Regions from separate parts of the Homo sapiens genome. Here region 2 is linked to region 1. A link is a loop called in an ENCODE intact Hi-C map of the cell type or tissue named here. Cell type or tissue: gastrocnemius medialis. All regions are shown on one strand.

Region 1 (4,000 bases):
TCTTCTTTCTCCTCTTCAGCCTACTTAACATGAAGTTGACAAAGATGAAGACCTTTATGATAAACCATTTCCATCTAATAGATAGTAATATATTTTCTCTTCCTTATGATTTTCCTAAAATATTTTCTTTTCTCCAGCTTACTTTATTGTAAGAATACAGTATATAATACATATAACATACAAAATATGTGTTAATTGACTATTTATGTTATTGGTAAGGCTTTCAGTCAACAGTAGGCAATTAGTAGTTAAGTTTTGGAGAGGTCTCAAGTTATATGAAGATTTTTTACTGCACAGGAGTTTGTATTAGTCAGTTTTCACACTGCTATAAAGAACTACTGAAAACTGGGTAATTTATTTTTTTTAAAAAAGGTTTAATTGACTCACAGTTCTGCATGGATGGGGAGGCCTCAGGAAAATTACAATCATGGTGGAAGGAGAAGGAGAAGCAAGTACCTTCTTCACAAGGCAGCAAGAGAGACAGCAAGCGAAGTGTCATATTTGAAAACCATCAGCTTTCATGAGAACTCACTCATTATCAAGAGAACAGCATTGGGAAAACTGCCCCCATGATCCAATCACCTCCCACCAGGTCTGTCCCCTGACACATGGGAATTACAATTTGAGATGAGATTTGGGTGGGGACACAGAGCCAAACCATATCAGGGTCAACATCCTTAAACCCTGTGTTATTCAAAGGTCAACTGTATTCACACACACACACACACACACACACACACACACACACATATTCCTGAGAAGAGACACTCGTTTCAGTACCATCTGGTCCTCATTTTATCACATGTGGTTCACTATTCACTCAGTGAGGAAGAGAGGGCTTTGACATCTGTCAGCCTATCCAACATTTGCATTGACTTAAGCATTTGGTTATGAAGTATTTTAGCTTTTTCTGGCCTCCAGAATGGGAGCTGGGTGACTGGAACACATCTCCTCTGCACTGAGTTTTGCAATAACACCACTTTATGTAATCCTCTCTATCCCTTGCCACCATCCAAAACACTCATCTGCGCTCCATTACTCAGGATGAAAATGGAGTCTGCAATGTGATATCTCAGGGAACCACCAGGTATGTGACCAAACACTTTCCCCTAAAATTATCACTCTGACTGACAGTGCTATTAGAGACACTGTTCTCATTCTTGCCTGGTAGTTTATTTCCTTTTCACTGGTACGTTCTTAAATTACCAAAATATTTATAATCTATGGTTTTCACTAACTCTCTAGCGTTTATTTCATCACCTCAACATGGGTTACTTCCTTCCCATCCTGTTTTACCTTTCTCAGTTTTGCTGCCTTTTCCTTAACATAATCTCCTACATTATCTGGATTTATCTCTATATCAAATGAATTTATTCCATTAGAAAAGAAAGGCCACATCCTAGAACTCTTTGAAAATAGTCTGTTCATAAACCACTCACTAAACATTTCAGTGTAAGACAAAATACTTAATGATTTAGACAAATGAAGGATAGCTTAGTATGAATTATGGAATATTTAAAAAGAAATATCCTATAAAATAAAAAACTATTACACTCAGTAAAGGAGAGAGGCTTACAAATGACTGGGAGTGGAATGCTTGCAGACTTATTTTGATGAATAGAGAATAATGTATTTTAATTAGCATACTAATAACTTTGTGAGTAAATTTTTGCTTCTCAAGTACGGGGAACAGCATGCCTTCCTAATGAGGTTGATCTGCAGACCAACTTCCATTATTTATCTGCTTCATAGATACTTTTTCTTTCTTTAAATACAAGACAAATCAGGAAGATCTCTGCCTCCATTTTTATAAATTTTGAGTTAGTGGAGTCTAAATTCATGAAATTCAACTACCATATGGTATCATACAATAAATCAAGAGTTTTTCAACAACTGTAACCTGGCTTAGACTTTTCTGAAGCAATCTACAGCTCTTCATACTGTTTTCTACACGTAAGCGAGATGGTAATGTTCACAAAGTAATCCAGCATTGATGCAGATGGTAATTGCAAAATGTAGAAAAGAAAAATTCTGAATTCACTAAAACTAGGTACAAAGAACATGATAGCACATGGCTGATACACAGCAGCTGGGATTGACACACATTGGGCCAGGTGGAATCACCTCCCTCCACACACCCTTTATCTCAGGTTTCCTGGTGACCAGTCCCCTTCTGCTTTCCTTCTCATCCACATGACTCCTGCAAACTTCAGCCTTCATGCTGGGTGATCCCAGGCCCAGCCTCTTACTTCCTGCACTTTCCTTTCAGCTAGAAATATTTCAGCTTTTGTCTTGCCTTTCTGCCAAAGTGTTTTTGCTTATTTGTTTTTTAACAATTGTCAAAATCACTAAACTTTAATATTGATTCATTACTATTATTTAATCTATAGTTCGTATTCAAGTTTTATCAACTATCCTAAAAATGTCCTTTATAACTTTTTTTTCTTGGTTCACAGTTCAATGGAGGATCATATATTGCATTTTTTAGCATATTTTTATTATGGTAAAATACACATAACATAAATTTACCATTTTAACTATTTTTAAGTGTTCATTTCAGTGGCATTAAGCACATTCACACTGTGATGCAATCATCACCACCAAAGTAGTTTAAAGAGTCTTTATCACTGGGACTCAGGGTAGGTCTGAGTCCTTGGCCAGAGCTGTGGGCTTTGAACCCAGTCAGAAAAAGGACCTTAACTAAGCTATGACTAACCCGGCTCAAATAAAACAGTACAGTAATTTCTCAGTGTCAATGAGGGATTGGCTCCAGGAGTTCCCTCAGATACCAAAATCTGAGGATGCACAAGGCCCTGAAATGAAATGGTGTAGAATTTGCATGTAACCTAAGCATATACTCTCATATCATACATGTTCACTACAGACTTTTTTCTGAATATTTTTGAACAGAGCTTACTTGAAACCACGGATGTGGAACCCACAGAGACAGAGGGCTGACTGTATTTAAAATGAGGCAAAGTGCAAATGTCCTTGATGCACTAAAACAGGCATTCTTCCATACCCAGCTAACACAAAGAATAATGGTTACACCATAAATTTAACACTCCAGGCCAGTCCTCAGCACATATGTAGGTATTTCATTAGTAAAAGTGTACCAAAAGTCGAGGTTAACATGAACTTGACGTTGAAGATCAAAAGAAGAGGAGGGAAATATCTGAAATCCCCAGAGCATTTTTTTTTTTCTCACTGAAGCTCCTCTTTATTAGCTGCAAGTAAATTTTCCACATTGTGAATTTTCAGAGACAAATTCCTCTTGTGTTTCTCTCTGTTACCCAGCTCAAACTGATCTGGACGTGCCTGAGCAAAAATACAATTAGGTAGAGAAATCTGTTTTAAAAAACAAAACAAAAACAAAAAACAAGTGTGGCCCAAGAGTGTCATTAGAATTAGTTAGCATATTTATCTAGGGAAACTATAAGTTGGTTTCCTAGGTAAATATCCAAGGCTGTTTCCAAAGATATTCCTGGGAATATGTAGTACATATGCTTTTGTATCTCTGAATTTGGAGACCTTTCCAAGGTTCCTGGCTGCCACTTCAGAGAGTGGGGGTTATATTTACGTTTCAACATCCTGAGTGAGTATTCTGGGTGTGGGGACTGAATCTGAATCAAGGGACTTAGTAAATTTGCTTTCTAATTCTGAACCCAATAAAAAGAGGAGCAGCAAACAGGACACTTGTGGTATCAGAAAAGGAAGAAAACATGTTTCTAGTACCTATCAGGTACCAGACACGGAGCTAAGCAGTTTACATACTGCATGTAATGAATCTCAACTTCATCTCCGTTTCCAACCCTACATTTTACAGAGAGGAAAGCAGGGCTTAAAGATGTGGAAAGTAACATGTTAGTACGTGACAGAGCCTGGACTCAGGCTCCTGTGGCACCATGGGGTCATGCAGTGTTGCTTATCTGGGCAATCCCATGAACACTCAGTTTCCAATAACAGATCAATGGCAAGCTGGAAAAACATCTCAGATGGT
Region 2 (4,000 bases), 100 kb after region 1:
CTAATAGGGCAGAAAGCGCTAAGCGGGGAGCATCTGTGGGGGTCTGGTTATTGCTCACTCCCCGCCTGGTGACAGGTGAGAGAGAGGCTAGTGATGGTCTTATTGATGTGAACTGCCCATCAATTGGTAGTTATTGTTAAAGTTCATGATGCTACAGCTGATCCCGTCCTGCTGAGAGTCAATCAAATTAATTAGAGCTAGAAATTCTTCTTTATTATTTTAAAGCACCGGTACAGAAAGAAGCCCTGTAATTTGGATCCAAAGGCAATGAAGAAAAAAAATCTTCATGTAGTACAGTGTGAAAAAAAAAAATCAGATATTGCTTCTTCCATTATTTATAATAAGGTTTGCGGCTAAAGGTTTTTATAGGCACAGATCAAGAGATCATAATAGAAGCATATTGACAGATTTTTTTCTGCAATACTCTAAGGAACTGGCTGTAGCAGGAAAATATATCAAAACCTTATCATCAGAGCTGAGATCTTCTGTGAAAAATCAATAAAGAGTTATACATGGTTTGAGTTTAAACAGTTCTCTGTAGTCATTTAAACATAGTGCATCTGTACAGCTTTTTACCTCTGGAGACCAAGGTAACCTAGCAACTGCAGGGCTTAAACCGATTAACTACAAATGAAGTACTGTACGCCTATCAAAGCAATTGTTCATCGTTGCCTTTGTTGCAGAGACTAAGCTAATTGAACATGATACAGTATGAAGATAATTAACACCCATGAGTTTGTTAATTGCCTGTTAGCATTACAACACAGTCTCTTGGTTTCTTTTTAACTGTCTCCTTTGTAGCCTCTTACTTCCCTTAAAATGGTGCAGGACCTGTTTAACTGGCAATGATATCTTGGAGTTTATTAACCCTTTTAAAATTTTTTTTTTTTTTAAAAAAAGCCATCTTAATGAAGCATATTGCATGTGCTTGTTAAATGCAAGCTCCCACTTTGTCGCTCTATTTTCCCAAGATTGGAAATTTGTTTTACAGATACTGTACAAACTATGTTTATTTTTCGTGCTAATTTATTTCAAGCAATTTAGCCATTATAAATGCTCTTGAAAAAAAAACAGCTTTAGTGGTTCCCTTTATTACTCAGCTGCTCTGCTTTCGAGAGTAAGCGATAAATGTCTTTGAGGGTTGGAATATTAATTGAAGGCAGCATCTGGTCAGCAGCTGACCGGCTCCAGTTGTCCTGCTCCAACCGAGCAGGCGAGAAAGAAGCTTTGCTGGCTCTCTTTGCCAGGCTCTCACTTTTCCTTGGAGCCATGGACTAAATGAACCCCCATTTTATCTCTGCTGGATCACTGCATGGATGCCAGAAAATCAATTGGGCAGGAAAATCTGTTAATCTAAAGTGAATTCAATCTAAGGAATCATTTAAAATAAAAATTTCAATCATTACTTTTTCAGAAAAGCACTTTTTTCCCTCAAGTCTGTGTGTACATGTCATGACGATACTTCGAAAGGACCTATAGCAAGAGTAATTTGAAGTCAATAGAATTGTCTTGCAAAGAACAATTTGCTTTTTGGAAAAAAAAAAAAATAGGGTGGCTGATTACAAACTTAAGAGGAAATGGAAAACCCAAACACTGTGTGGCCAGAAACCATTAACACACTCTAGCCCAGAATACACATCAGGACAGATTTTTCTCCTGTTGAGAAGGAATACCTTGGCTGTGTTACAATTGTTTAACTTGGATTTTCCTGCACGATCCTCTGTGTTTGTCGTTACCATGTCGCGGTTAATACTTGCTGGTAAGCCAGTCCCAGGGGAGCCATTTCTAGTGCCCAATTACAAGTTCTATCATCAATCATAAGTATTATTTATTCAACAAAATGAATTGCTAATTAATAACTGATGAGCATTATGGCCTTGAAGACTATAACACTATTAATTATGGTTGGCATGAAAGGGGTCTACCTGGCACATTTTCACCACAATTAGCCCTGGAAGCTTTCATGGACTATGTCTATTAAGATAATATAAGAAAAGGCTGACCTTCCTTCCCCTCCTGCATAAGGACTAATACATTATCTCAGGTTAGAACTTCACCAAATCAACCCCGGTATTCCAACATTGTTTTTCCTGTGCACCATGACTTGTATGAGAAGCATGGCATGGAGAAAAGAACTCCCCATAGAGGTTGGCAGGTACAAAATGCAGCCACACATGCCCAGCCGTGCTCCTGCTGAAATGCTGCAAGGGGTGACTCAGCCATAGCCTAGCACTTGGAATGTGGCTGCCAGCTTATTTTTAGACTCAGTTGTTGCCCAGCTCCTGTTCTGAGCTCTGGGTCCAGGCACACAGCAGCTAAATCACTTCAGCAGGCAGCTGGCAGACGAAGACTGTTCACATTTACTGGCAGGCTGGTGGGAGTACATCGTTCACCTTAAGGACTTCCTGATCAGACACTTAAAGAAGGGAAGCTAAGAAATGCCCTCTTGCCCACTACTGGGGAAGGAGAAAACAGTAGGTTTGAAGAATGAACACACACAAAAATATAATACTGCTGTGAACCTCTTTGAAAGCAGAACAAATCTACTACCTCTGTGCTCTGTGTAGCTAAGTCTCTATGCCCAAAGCTCTGTGGGTGACCAAATATGGGTGGATGATAAAGCACTGCAAAGACTTTTTAAAGTTATACGAATAATATAAGGGAAAAACTTTTTTCCTCCTGCATATGTGTAAGCTCTAGAAGGAAAGAGCTTGTTAAATAGTTATCTGGATCATTCTGTAGTTTAGACAATTATTTCACATTTAATGCTGGATGGATTTTGGAGAATAAGCAATTTACATGAATCAAATTAACTAAAGAAATGAAAAAGCACTCTCTTTCTGCTGGATAAACAGAACAGCCAGTCTCGCATTATTTCAGTTAAATATGTTTAGGGTTCAAATTATACAAGCATCTTCCCTTACCATTCTGTCAAACAGCAGAGATCTCAGCCCTCTTTTTGTGGGTGGTTACATGTGTCCTTTGAGGGGAAAAAAGAAAAGAAAAAGTGCACCCCACATCCATATGGCATGATTATCGGTGAAGTTATTTTTAGCTTTACAAAATCAAGAGTTAGGAAAATTCATAGAGTGAAAGAAATGTTCATAAAACAGCCTAATTAAGCAAAACATTTTTCAGAGTTTCCACCACATTTCTCTGTAAAGACACTGACAAGTGAATACACCCAGCTGGTAAGGGCTTGCCAGCATTTAGGTTAGTAAAGTGGTAAATTATTTGTGTTTCATGGTGGCAAATGTACCTATTTCTGCAAAGGCTAGGACAGAACAGCCAAAAGAGGCCATTTAGTTGACACTGATTAATGGAAAGAGCAAGTAAAAATTTAAGGAAGGAAGGGAGAAAAAAGGGGTAGAAAGAGTTCAGTGGAAGTGGAAGAGGAAAAATGGAGGATGGGCTGGTAAGAAACCTTGGATTCAAAAGCTGGCTCCACCACTTTCTGCATTCAGAAGCCTGAACAAATCAGTTCATCTATCTGAGCCTCAGTTTACACTTTTGTAAATGGGAGTTATTCATACTTCTACTTGTCTTGAAGATTTGTAGGGAGGAGCCAGTGAATAGGGTGTTTGTGTCTTTAGTTTTGAAAGCACTTTGAAAACAAATAGTTACATAGAAATGTAAGATTTCTAATAATTTTGCTTGTTTGCTACTGAGAGGTGAAGCCAGCTGGACTTCCTAGGTTGAGTGGGGACTTGGAGAACTTTTCTGTCTTACAAGAGGATTGTAAAATGCACCAATCAGTGCTCTGTAGCTAGCAAGAGGATTGTAAAATGCACCAATCAGCAGGATCCTAAAAGTAGCCAATCTCAGGGAGGATTGAAAAAAGGGCACTCTGATAGGACAGAAACAGAACATGGGAGGGGCCAATAAGGGAATAAAAGCTGGCCACCCCAGCCAATAGAGGCAATCCGCTCGGGTTCCCTTCCATGCTGTGGAAGTTCTGTTCTTTCGCTCTTCACGAGAAACCTTGCTACTTCTCACTCTT

What was found. Peaks named below come from ENCODE experiments on the same cell type or tissue, not always from the same donor. Only the 100,000 strongest peaks of a DNase experiment are listed, where the experiment ranks them.
Region 2: it touches region 1 in a loop (2.1-fold over the local background); 2 of 110 quality-filtered maps call a loop at or near these places.

What each region holds. Positions count from the first base shown.
Region 1 is chr2:175,753,208-175,757,207 of GRCh38, forward strand. All of the region lies in intron 2 of LOC107985962 (a long non-coding RNA gene), which reads right to left. Among named protein-coding and RNA genes, the nearest start is that of LNPK, 250 kb to the right of the region's middle. In gastrocnemius medialis, no CTCF peak of the experiment used is centred here; no DNase peak of the experiment used is centred here; H3K27ac peaks cover 523 bases.
Region 2 is chr2:175,853,688-175,857,687 of GRCh38, forward strand. No RefSeq gene overlaps it. Among named protein-coding and RNA genes, the nearest start is that of LNPK, 150 kb to the right of the region's middle. In gastrocnemius medialis, no CTCF peak of the experiment used is centred here; DNase peaks (open chromatin) are centred at 1,214 and 2,254; H3K4me3 peaks cover 1,277 bases; H3K27ac peaks cover 2,978 bases.